Linked DNA regions of Homo sapiens: region 2 is linked to region 1. The links are chromatin contacts, found by Hi-C or POLR2A ChIA-PET in ENCODE. All regions are on one chromosome and are shown on one strand. The core of a region is the stretch at or near the end of the contact, and the rest is flanking DNA. Distances in the headings are between cores, read along the strand shown.

Region 1 (6,429 bases), core at 2,388-4,887:
CCCGGGTTAAGATCCACTATGCTTGATACTTAGGGAGCCTCAAGTTGAGTCGTTCCTGGTCTCTGCCTTTCAGTATCTCCTTGTCTAGTGGGCAGGGGAAGCCTGCAAATGGATAAGGGCTAGAATGAAAGATTGGACTAGCAGCTATAAGGTTAGAGAAAGAGAAGAAAATGATCTCTGCTTGGGTAGGCTGTTCAGGGATGACTCTACTGGGGCCATGGCATGAGTTCCATTCTGACATCCAATTCAGAATTCACCAGGCAAAGCCAGGGAGGCCTTCCAGCCCAGAGAGCAAACAGCAAGTCCAAAGATACAGAGGTGTGAGGGGGAAAACACATTAGGGATTTTTCCAAACTACAAACTGAAATTATATAGGCTACAAGAGGGTGTGGAAAATAATACCAGATAAAGCAGCTTCATTTGCATTCTTGCTTGTGAAGAGAAGCAACTCTGTGGTGAAAAAGAACCTAAAACTCTGTGGTGGAAAAAGGGAACAAACTAATGGCCAACCACATACAAAAAAAATGTGGAAAGTTCCAAAAGAAAGCCACCAGCAGCTCTGCAAACTCAAGTTGCGGTGGATGGTTTAGGCAAGTGTTTCTCTAAGTGTGGTCACCTGAGCAGCCACATTAGCATTACCTGGGAACTGGTCAGAAATGCACATTCTCAGGCTCCACTCCAGAACTACTAAGTTCTGGAACTTAGGAAACTCTCAGGATGCAGAGAAACCTGTGTTCTAACACACCACCCTCCAGGTGGTTCTGATGCACACTACAGTTTGAGAACTACTAATTTATGGGTAGTCCCCAGAGGGCTGTAGCTTTAAAGAAAAATAGCATATAATTCAGAGGCTGATATAGGAAGGAGCCCTTAGTACAGTTTATTTATTTTCTTTATTGGCAAACAAACATGGGTTTTGAGATAGTCATGAGGCCTTAAATCCTAAGGAACTTCCCCTTAAGGGAAACTGAGCTCTGCCAGCAAAAGACAGCACCTCCTGTGGCAGAACAGGTGCTTCTGCCTAATAGTGGAGCAGGAGGTCTTGCTCAGGGCACCAGAATAAGCGTGGGGTCTTCCCCAGCTACAGCCTGCAAGCCTGCCTATGGGTCTGGAAATCAGGGCAAGGCAAGATTCCCACATACAAAATTAGATCTTGGAAACAGGTTAGTTATCTTGGACTGACTTAGCACAAAGGAATGTTATCACTGTACAGATCTACACACAGATCTATATGAAACTGAACTGAAACCATGCAGTCTTTCAAAGAGAAGGCCACCAGCCAGAGAGAATAGTGGAATTATCAGATGCCTGTGCTATTCCTTGCACAGAAAAATCAGGAAACTGGGTTTCTGTAGATTGTCTGAAGCCAGCTTCTCCCCTACCATCTGCCATGGCCTACCATCTCCTCCATTCTGGGTACCCAGAGAGTTGTGTCACATCCATTATCTCATTTAGTCTTCACAGTGATTCATTAACTTTCAGGGGGCACTTTTAAAGGTGTAGGCTTTTTGCAACCACCTGTCCAAAGGAAGTCACAAAGTCCTAGAGACGGCAGCCAATTGCAGTATTTTATTTTTCAGAGACAGACGCTAATTACTCTGTGAAATGACTGAATCAGCAAAGTACTATGATGTTGCATGACAACTGTGAAAGAAGCATATGATGTTGTGTAAATATTTCTTTCCTTCATCTAGGTCATTAGTTTTTAGTACCTCATCATTTTGCTGCCTTGCTTTCCACATTGATCCTGCCACTTCTGTGTCATGGGATTTAGAGGTTTCAAACCAAAATCACCCGAGCTGGCTCCAACACTCACCAGTTGGGTAATCTTGGACCCTGGCCTTCAAAATAGGAAAATTACCCACCAAGATGATTGTGAAAAACTAGGACAGTGAATGGCCCACTCAAAGAGATCAATAAATGTGGTGCTTTTCTCTTCTTCAAGGTTGTTGCCCAGATTACCTAAGATCATATACGTGAAAGGGACTTTGTGTCTTGTGAATGGCTTACACTGGTGTTGATTGTTATTATTCTTTTACTTTCCTTTCCTTCTAATTTTTACCTCCAAGCCTTTTTTTAAACCATAGTTTTGGTTTTTATAGGAATTATGCTTTAAAAAGACACCTACCAAGTATCACACACCCAGTGAGGTGTGCCCCATCCATTATCTCATTTAGTCTTCACAGTGATTCATTAATTCTCCCGTTTTTTACAGCGAAGCAAGTGCAACTCTTAAGAGTTGCCTGTGATTTGAAGACTTTGCTGTTAACTAGTGTCAGGACAAACTTTTGAGCCCAGCTTAGTCTGACACTCCACTTTGCCTACCTGGGAGAAGCCTCAGAGATCCCTGTAGCCCGCATATCCTGTCGTATCCACAAGGGACTTGTCCCAGGTCACAGAGAAAATCACAGGCAGCACTGGGGCTAGAACTCACATCTCCTGAAGCTCAAACCAGCACTTCAAGTTCTCTGCTGTTATGTGTTTCAGTCACTTTCCCGACCCAGGAGAGGCACGATCTAAATCATCCTTTCCCAAACCATCACCCAGAAATCTCTATTTGACAAACTTCCGAGACTGCTTTCTTTGTGATGCTTCTAATCCTCATGCGTGGTGAGGAAGATGGCAGGTAGGGGAAAAGCTTAGGAGCTTAGTTCCTGTTTATCCATGTGTCATTCTTTTAGTCCCTGAGGCTACAATATCCATTTAGAAAGATTAAATAAAATGGAGTTGGGGACAGAGAAAGGGGAGCTCAGGGGGAGGCCGAGCGAAAGAAGAAAGTGGAATTCTCTAAGCATTAGACTAAAGAGCCTAAGACATTACTCATTCTCAAATGGGTCTCACTTCTTAAAGACAAACTGGCTTCCTGGGAAATCGCAGGCAGGTGAAAGCAGCTTGGGTGATTCTTTTTTTGTCCGTGAACTTGGCTTTTCTTTTCAGCATTCTCAGGTGCACTCAGGGCCCTGGGAAGAGATTGGGCTTTTTCAAAAGACATTTCCACCTCCTAATCTCTGTGCCTACAAACCAAATATTGATCTATTTAGTAAACCAGCCCATGGGAGGAGAGATTATAAAGCCCTGTTTACTCAGCAGTTGGGCCCCCCTGACAGCTGTTCAATGAGGGATTATGATGTCACAGTGGTAATTACACTATAAACAGGGGATAGGAGGAGAATAAAGCATGAAAGGGAACGCTGGGCTTGTTACCAGGCAACACAAAATATGCAACCTGAAACCAGGCAAGCATGTAAATTTCCTTACAAGCCTCCCAGATGTCCTCACTTTATGGCCAATGCTCAGTTTCAGTTTCAATTTGTTTATTTGCCCTTCTTCAATCACAAATGTGGAGCTGAGAATGTTGGAAGAGAGAAGAGAAAGCAAGGAAAAATAAGACAAGGAGGGCCCCTGCTCTCTCCCCCGGGGGTGTAAGTGGGTCCTGAGAAAGAGAAGGGGCTGAGTCCGCTCTGTGCAGGAAGCTCTAGAGGTCAATGTCCCAGAAGGAAGATCAACCCAGTAAAGAGGCTAAAGGCAGCTAAGAAAAAGAGCCCAGGAAAGAGGAGAAAGAGAAAAGGGGAGTGGAAAGTGAGAAGATAAAACTGGCTACCTAGGAAAAGGAAGAAGAGTCCATTGCAGGATCAGACCCCAGGAACTAGAAGGGGCCCCTGGAGTCCCCACGGTCACAGCCCCACCTAGTGGGTGCCCTATGTTCTTTATGCTATTCTTTTAGTGATGGCATTCCTCATGGTGCCAGGCAGCTCTGCCTTTCTCTGGGTGGCTTTATCGGAAAAGTCCTAGGTTGAGCTGAAATCAGCATCCCGGTTCTAGACGCCTCCCCAACCCATTTGTTCAGATTCCACGCCTCAGGAAAAGTACCTTACAGCCCCACAGAGATTTGGAAACAATGGCCAGGATACCCTGTGTTTTTCTTCCCCTGGATTCTCATTCCAGCAATAGGTCTCCCGGTGGGCTTTTCAGACGAAATTGCTTCTTGCCCAAATCAAACAATTTTCAGTGTGCCTATGTTCCTCTTACAATGTAGGCTTTGAAACCAGACACACCCTCCCAGGTGTGGTTTGACCTCACAGAATTAAACAGAGCCAGCTACATCTCCCCTCTCTAGTCTCATCCATGAGGCCCTGCTGTTTAGAGAGCTACAGAGGTGGGCTGGAAATGGCTGCAGCAGGCGCATGAGAGTGGATTGTTAAATTTTCAGGAATTCTGTGAGCCGGTTGTGAATCCTTGGTAGCTTGAAAGCCACCATGGGGAAAGTATTTGCACCACAGATATCGGGCAAATGCAGGAAACCAAGGCTTTCCTTTACCATCCCCCAGAGAGCGGGTCTACCAGCACACCACTGTCCCCGACCAACCACTTTCCACTTCTTTTGGGATTCAGTGCCTCGCAGAAGATAGGCAGAAGCCTGAAGCCAGAGAGCCTCACAAATGACAGGCCTTCCTACAAAAAGCTTTGAAAGAGGGAACCAGTGCCTCTGTTAGATCTAAAGATCATGGGACAGGAGTTTAATTCCTTTTGACTCTTCCAACTAGCGTGACCACCTTTGCTGACTAAGAACCTTTCTCTTGGGAGTGGCTCACATTATGGCCACACAGTTTTCCACAGGGCCCTCCAAGAGGCAGATGTTGAATGGCCAGGTTGCCTAAATAAATAAATAAATAAAGTCACTAAACTGAATTGTAGAGGTGGCTGCAGTTGCTTGCATGGACACAAACACAGCAGCTCAATCAGTGGCTTTTCTGCAAACCTGGGAATTCTGTGAAATTTCTTCTTTTTTTTAACTCTAGGAATAACTGTCTAGAATGATGGTTTGGCCAGAGCTAAGTTTCCATCCTGGTTCAGCCCCTCCCTTGGTGTTTGATGGGATGTTCATTAGTTTCCCTTGCTGGGCCTCAGTTTCCATATCAGTCAGTGGTATGGGTTGAGTCTTAGGATGTCTAACTGCAGATGAGTTTTGCAACTGACTCCAACATGGGCTGTGGCATTCATATTCTGATGAGTGCAGTGAGCAGAGCTGAGTTGGTTGAGCAGTGTTTTTGTACAAGCTAATCTTACTGTGCAGACTTGCTCTCTGCCTTCACTCCTGTTGTCCTGGGTGATGGTTTGTTTGCTGTGACCAGCCTCTCCTCAGATGCACTGTCAATGCTGATGAAATTGTCCTCAGTATTGCAGCTCTGGGCCAGATTATCTCCCAGAGAGTCTCCTCCAATCCCAAGCTGATTTGAAGTCACTTCCCTAAAAGAGGCATCCTCAGGTGACCCACCCTGAAGCTTCAGATGAAGTAGAGGTCTGGGGGCCTTGGCGAAGCCTCCACCCCTTTGCGAAGATTCTTTCTTTGGATCTTACTGGAACCTTTCTCAAGAGCAAAAGCTCACAGTCTTTTTCGTTTGCCAACCTTATGACAACTTAGAATGCACCCCAGTGCTCATACTGCATCTTCATCCCATGTTCCTTTCAAGAGCCCAGGTTCTGAAGTCAGAGAATCCTACATCATTTGCCAACCCAGTCTTTATCTCATCTCCTCTCTGCCACCCCCAACTGCAGCCATCCTGGCTTCTTGCTCAGCATCTACACTGCGTGTCCCTACTTCCCAAATTGCTCCTTCCACACATGTCCATATGAACTGATTTCCTTGAGTGTTCACAGAACACTCCACTAATCCCTCCCTACTCCACTCCCAGTGTGATCTGTCTCCATAGATTATCACCATCTTGACCATGATGTACTTTACTACCTGCATTTACCCTTTCCCCAGAATGTTAGGTCCAGGAGCACAGAGGCTTTGTTTTGTTCACTGCTGAATCCCCAGTGACTAGAACAGTGTCCGGCACATAGTAGGCACACAATTAATATTTGCCCAATGATTGAATATACAGTCGGTTCTCATTATTCTTGGATTCTGCGTCTGTGAATTTGTTTACTTGCTAAATTTATTTGTAACCCTAAAATCAATATGGCAATTTCAAAGTTATTCATAAACATGTGCAGAGCAGTGAAAAATTTGAGTTGCCCAAAACACCTGTTCTCAGCTGAGGTTGAATAAGACACTGTCTTCTGGTTTCAGCTTTCATGATGTAAACATGTGTCCTCTTCACAGTCTGTTTGGTGCCATGCTTTTCCCATTTTTTGTTGGTGATGTCACTGTTTAAAATGACCGCCAAGCATAGTACTGAAGTGCTATCTAGCGTTCCTAAGTGCAAGAAGGTTGTGATGTGCCTTACGGAGAAAATACTTGTGTTAGATAAATTTCATTCAGGCTTGAGCTTATAGTGCTATTGGCCATGAGTTCAACGTTAATGAATCGACAATATACACTAAAACACGGTGTCCTTAAACAGAAGCACACAGAAAACAAGGTTATATTAATATATTGACTGGTTGATGAAAATGTTGTGAACAGAGACTTTCAGGAACACA
Region 2 (6,429 bases), core at 2,844-5,343, 490 kb before region 1:
AGTGTCAAGAAGCTTAAAAATGTACACTCAGTTTTTGACACAGCAGCTAGAATTTTAGAAATTTATCTTGTAAGCATATTATAGATGCACACAATTAGCCACAGGTTGTTCATTTTTTGGATACAAGATATGTGTTATAAATCATGAGACTATTTACATAGCATATTCATAAAATGGGATACTTGTCACTGTAAAAAAAATCTGGGTTCATATTTCGTTTTTTATTCTTATTTTATCTGGGGGTTTTTTAGTGAGCTGTAACACTTCGTCTTTCAGATTTATTTCCAAACTTTCTTTAGCATCATTTGCATTGGAAAGAGCAATGAGCTCTGGTGGCAGAAGATGCAGATTGAAAGTCCTCCTTCTACCCCTTTCTAGGGGTGTGGCTTCATAACATTTCAGCTCTCTGAGCCTTTGTTTCCTCAACGATAAAATGAAGTCAGAAATAATACCAAAGTTGGAGGTGTGTGGTGAGGATTCCTGAGCTCATATGTAAGAAAGGACCTCATAAACTCTTACATCACCCAGAACTCATGATTATGGTAATTTCTTCTGAATACAGTTGAAATGACAGCTAGAGCCCTCCCCTTGCTATAAGTAGGATTATTCTCAGAGAGTGCACCTGCTGCTCTTAGGTCTGTGGCAGAACGAAATTCCTGAGCAACCTGGACCTCTGTACCCCTCACCCAGAGTCTAACGCAACTTTGGCACCCAGGGAGCCTGGAAAACAGACAACAGTGAGAACATCCTGTGACCAAGCCATTTACAGCCACTAAATAGGGGCTAAGACTAGACCCTCAGCAGTGAGGGGAGTCACCTCAGACATCAGCACACAGCTCCAAAACTTGAGGGGTATGGCCACGATTACCACCATAGCTATGTGTTTCTTGTAATACCTGCTACATTTAAAACAACAAATCACTTTTTAAAACTAAACAATTTATTTACAAAGGAAGCTTTTATATCACTCTAATAAAAAAAATAGAGTCATTTGCTAAAACAGAAGTCAATCAAAACGCATGCACGATGATAGCAAAATAATGATATTAAATTCTAGCTAAACATTCTTGCCTTCTGAAGCTTTGTCCTAAGGAGTGTTCTCGGTTGAAGAGAAAAGAAGCAAATGTTAGAAAGCTGTTAAAGACAGGCTAGCTCCGATATGAGAATTTCTCCTTGACATATAATTCGAAGGATAAAAAGAGAGTTAAAACATGTTACCCTTTTTACTAGTGATTTTCTTTTAAGCCTGTGATTCCTAAAGTCTTCTCTCATAGGGGTTCTGCAACTGCTTTGTGCCCATTCTTTGAGAAATAATAACATAGTTAAAACCTTCCACCACCTCCCTGCCCATCTTATAGATGTGAAAACTGGGGCCCACACAAGAGAGGAAACTTGTTCAAAAGCAATGAGTGAATCAGTGGCTGGGCTGGGATGAGAATCCGGCGCTTCTGACTCCCAGCTCCATGTGCCTTTTACCAAACACCCCAGTGGATCTTGCAAGAAGGTTTGGTTTTGAATGATAAACAACATGAATAAAGCAAAGCTCTGAATTACTAAGTCTTTTGTCTTGGAAAAATTATAGCTGTTTTTTTGCGTTTCTGGTTCTGCATTCAGAAAACAGACCAAAAAAAAAATACAAAAAACAAAAAACAAAAACAAAAACAAAAACCCATGCCTCCTTCAAAGAACATGTATTTTCAATTATAGCTGTTCTTTGACATGACCTATTTTTAAGCATGGATTTCAACATGTAACTGAGAACAACACAGATAAAGCTGTTTCATCCAGTATGTCTCACTGTCCGATTCTAATTCAATATTGTCATTATTGCTGTACTGGCACTGCACTTTATATTTGTGCATTTCCTTATGTATCTTACATTTGCAGGGTGTTTTCATACATGCCAACCCACTTACTAGTCATCCTAACCACATGAGGAAGATGCTATGCTCTTCATGAGTCCAGCTGAGGATGCTGAGAATCTAGAACAGCAGCTTGGCCAGGGTCCCATGAATAGGAAGGAGAGGGATGGAGACCAGGACTCAAGCCAAAGCCAGAGTCTTTTCATTCCCCCACGTTGCCTCTTCCCTTCCTTTCCACCGATTTCTACCACTGTATATATGCACTGGGAGCAGCTGTGTTGGGACTGAATGATGGGAGGGAAAGGATCATGAGTTGAAAATAACTAAGGGTCCCCAGTTGAGAGTCTTTGGACTGAAAGGATTTACCTGGGGTAGTTTTAAGAACAGAAAATGCTGTAAGAAAGGAGGTTATGACAGATCTCAGACCCTCATTAGAAGGAGACCATCAGCAGTTTCTTCTTGCAAAGCGCAATTATGGTTTGCAAAACCTCAGTGAGATAAGCCACTTCCTCAAGAAAGTTTTTCCTGATTGCTCAAACAGAGTCATGTCTTTAAGTTATGGTCCCCTAGTGTCCTGCTCTTTTCTAATAATCTTAATAGATTTAAATTACTAATTGGAGTGATTATTTTGGCTTAATATCTGACTCCTCCACTTTCCTGGAAGTGTCACAGCAGCCGGGACGTATTTGTTGATTGCCGCTGCATCCTAGTGCCTAGCATTGTGCCTGAGATGTAGTCGGTGGTCAATTAGTATTTACTGACTGAATTAATACCTTGTGAGAAAGGTAGAGGAGTTACTCCAAGGCACACGCCATAGCAAGGTCATGGAGGTTGTGTAGTGCATACGTTTCAAAGTGTGGTCTGGGGACCCCAGGAGTCCCCAACAATCTTTCAGGGGGTCCTTGAGGTCAAAGCTATTTTTGTGACAATACTAAGATGTCATTTGCTTTTTTCACTCCCATTCTCTCATGAGCTTGGAGTGGCATTTTCTGGAGGCTGTTTGATGTGAGATGATGTTGTACTCGGACAACAAATGGAACGTGTGCTTGTGTATTCTTGAGCTTTAAAAATTTCACAGTTTTAATTTCTAATATGGTGATTGATATAACCCACAGAAACAAAAGTTCTTTGGGATCCTCAATACTTTTAAAGACTGTGAAGGGATCCTAAGACCCAAATGTTCAAGGACTGCTGACAGCGCGTGAGCACGCCTAGTGTCCAAAGGCCCGGGTTCAAATCTGGGATGTGTGTGTTCTTAGGTGAACTACATAAGCTCTTTGTGGCTTATGTCCTCATCTGCAAAACAGGGTAACAATAAAACTAATCATGTGGGGGTCTGGGCACGGTGGCTCATGCCTGTAATTTCACCAGCACTTTAGGAAGCCGAAGTGGGCGGATCACCTGAGGTCAGGAGTTCGAGACCAGCCTGGACAACATGGTGAAACCCCATCCCTACTAAAAATATAAAAAAATTAGCCAGGAGTGGTGGCAGGTGCCTGTAATCCCAGGTGCTCGGGTGGTTGAGGTGGGAGAGTCTCTTGAACCTGGGAGGCGGAGGTTGCAGTGAGCCGAGATTGCGCCACTGCACTCCAGCCTGGTGACAGAGTGAGATTCCACAGTCTCAAAAAAACAAAACAAACAAACAAACAAACCCCAAAAACTAATCACATGGGATGTAAGGTTGTTGAGAGGATTAAATAGGAATTGATTCCTATCAAAAGTAACTAGAATACTGCCTGGTAAACAGTGTTCTTTGAAGATTAGCTAGCATGGAGGCCCAGAGACATTGAGACCTGTTCAAGGTCCTACTGGAGTGGGTGGCAAAGCCCTGAGCCGTTGATTGGTAGGACTGAGGGTTTGTTTAGCTCCTCCCATGGCTGAACCAGGCAGTGGGGTGGGGGGCGGGCTTTCTCCCACATCTGAACCAGGAAGTCAGGAAGAAGGAGGTGCGATTGGTGACTGCACAACCAACCAATCCCTGTCTACAGGGCCTGAAAGAGGTGCTGAGCAGGAGGAAGAGAGCCCCAAGGACAGGGTCTTGGCCAGCTCGCCTGGGAAGGGAAGGGCTTTTGGGCACTGGGTGCTCGCACCTGCTTCTGAACACAGCAGGGCTGGCCCTGGTCAGGGAGAAGCTTCGATTCCTGGAAATGCACATCAGCACATTTGTTACTGTCTTATCAGCAGAGTGCAGAGGCAGCCAGAGAGTGAGGGACGAATCCTGTTCCTCGTGACGAAATGCCCTTCTGGTCAAGTATGAGAAATGTTTTAGGAATGAGTTCCTAGCCCTGGTGTGAAAACAGATGTTCGATTCTCTCTGTCTTTTTTTCCTTTCCCCTCTGACATAGTTCAGGAAGCCAGGGCAGGAGTCAAACGTTTGAGCTGCTCACAAGGGTAAAGGCCCTGGAGTGATGTCAGGAGAAAAGCTTCCAGGTCAGGCTGCAGGAGCTGGGAGAGCCTCCATCCATTCCCCCGTTCTGCAGAAGAAGAAACTGAGGTCTCTTTGAGAGGGAAGGAGGTGCCCACAGTCACACAGCTTGGCCAGGGCTCTCTTTGGCTAATGAAAGCCCGATATAAGATTGGCAACAGTCACAAAATTAGGACTGACAACGTTGAATGGGTCCATAAAAAAATGAGCTTGGAAAAAAATGATGACAAGGGCAAAAGGCCTATCTAAGAATTTATTTTTTATTCTTTAAAATAATTAAAATGTTATTTTTTCTCAAAAATAATATTTATAAGAGAATTGAAGCACTTATTGAGGGTATTCAGCCCCCACATCTGCCAGGTTGAAGGACTGACTCATGGAAATAGGTCAGGCTTTGGCATCAACAAGAACTAGGGTTAAAAGTTCTGGATCTGCCATTCAATTGTTGTGTGATCTTGGGCAAGTCTCTGAGCCTCAGTTTCTCCTTTATAAAATGGGGATCATGATACTTTCTTAAAAGGAATGTTGTGAAGAAAGTGGAATTATGGCTGGCCACAGTGGTTCACTCCTGTAATCCCAGCACTTTGGGAGGCTGAGTGGGTGGATCACTTGAGGTCAGGAGTTTGAGACCAGCCAGCCTGGCCAACATGGTGAAACCCTGTCTCTACCAAAAATATAAAAAATTAGCCAGGCATGGTGGTGCACACATGTAGTCTCAGCCCCTGGGGAGGCAGAGGGAGAAGAATCTGTTGAACCTGGGAGGTGGAGGTTGCAGTAAGCCAAGATTGCAACACTGCAATTCAGCCTGGGCGACAGAATGAGACCCTGCCACAAAAAAAAAAAAAAAAAAAAGAAAAGAAAAGAAAAGAAAAGAAAAAGAAAGTAGAATTACTATTAGAAGCTGACTATTTTAAATATATCTATGTGCCAAACCATATGTCATATTCTTTCATGGATTATATACATTGGATCATCCAAAGAACTCAATAACTGTTAAGTCTCATGCTACAGTAAGAATCAGAGGTGGGATTTGAACCCACACCATCTGACTCCACAGCCTGCATTAACCCATGTAAATTGCCTAGGACAACAACAGCACATGCAAGCCAATATTGGTGCTATGATCTGAATGTTTGCGTCCTCCCTTGCCCCCCAAATGTATATGTTAAAATTCTACCCCCAAAGGGATGGCATTAGGAAATAAGACCTTTAGGAAGTGATTAGGTCATAGGACGGAGCCCCCATGAACAGTATTTGTCCCCATAAAAAAGAAGTCGCAGAGAGCTAGGCTCTATCTATGAACCAGGAAGCAGGCCCTCACCAGACACGGATCTTGGACTTCCCATCTTCCAGAACTATGAGAAATAAATTTCTGTTGTTGATAACCCCATCTATGGGATTTTTGTTAGCAGCCCAAACAGAGTAAGACAATTGGTATGATTAAAGTAATCATATTTCATTTCACTTGGCTTACGTAGCATCACAAAGGCCTTATCACTCTGAGATCATCATTGAAAAGAAGTCAGGAAAGTAGTACCATGAAATATCTGAAGACAAAATCCAAAGTCTCTTTGGTATGTGGGATGAGTAGCTGTTACTGTGGTTCTAAGCTAGGAATGCCACCTTGAGGAGTTTGAGAAATATAAATGAGGTCTCCTGAGTCAATTTCTGTATCATAAAATTAAGGATGGCAATCTTACATTGAACCCCTATTATGGATATTCCCAGATGAACTAAACTATCTTATTACTGTGCTTTGAGCAGGAATTACACAACCCAGTGGAGAAACATTGGTTATCTCATGCTGGTCACAAGGTTAGGTTGGCATTAATATAATTGTCTCAATTAAAACAAATGGATCATTACGCAATAAACATCTTTGTTGTTGTTATTGGTTGCATCCTTTTGCAGTGTGTATGGCTCAAAGGAAAGAAGTCACAGCAGGGTCCCTCCACGATGACAAAGTTGGGAGCCACTCAGCTGAGAGTTGCAGCCATTTCAGGTTGTTATTTAAAATATATGTATTTATTCATTTATTTTATAGAGATGTGGTTTTACTATGCTGCCCAGGCTAATCTCAACAAACCTCTGGGCTCAAGCAATCCTCCGACCTTAGCCTCCTGAGCAGCTGGGAATACAGGC

What was found. A loop is a pair of places that touch in the nucleus more often than their neighbours do. ChIA-PET counts read pairs that join two places held with the same protein, here RNA polymerase II (POLR2A). Pooled maps may share reads with other maps.
Region 2: a pooled map shows a loop between it and region 1 (2.3-fold over the local background). The contact joins two enhancer-like sites. A Hi-C loop is called at or near these places in 2 of 168 maps with a recorded cell type or tissue (Caco-2 and PC-3) and 2 of 50 pooled maps. POLR2A ChIA-PET finds 5 or more read pairs at or near these places in 1 of 52 experiments (WTC11).

What each region holds. Positions count from the first base shown.
Region 1 is chr9:108,269,039-108,275,467 of GRCh38, forward strand. All of the region lies in intron 4 of LOC105376214 (a long non-coding RNA gene), which reads right to left. It overlaps LOC105376212 (a long non-coding RNA gene), which reads right to left. Exons shown (of 3, transcript XR_930235.3): 1 at 2,326-6,429. Among named protein-coding and RNA genes, the nearest start is that of ACTL7B, 580 kb to the right of the region's middle. Within about 2 kb of position 3,638, at least 17 of the 41 ENCODE cell types and tissues checked have a DNase peak (open chromatin) inside an H3K27ac peak, as active enhancers do.
Region 2 is chr9:107,780,622-107,787,050 of GRCh38, forward strand. All of the region lies in intron 2 of LOC105376208 (a long non-coding RNA gene), which reads left to right. All of the region lies in intron 2 of LOC105376209 (a long non-coding RNA gene), which reads right to left. Among named protein-coding and RNA genes, the nearest start is that of KLF4, 290 kb to the left of the region's middle. RefSeq lists enhancers at 3,795-4,294, 3,973-4,117 and a cis regulatory region at 4,036-4,053. Within about 2 kb of position 4,094, at least 8 of the 41 ENCODE cell types and tissues checked have a DNase peak (open chromatin) inside an H3K27ac peak, as active enhancers do.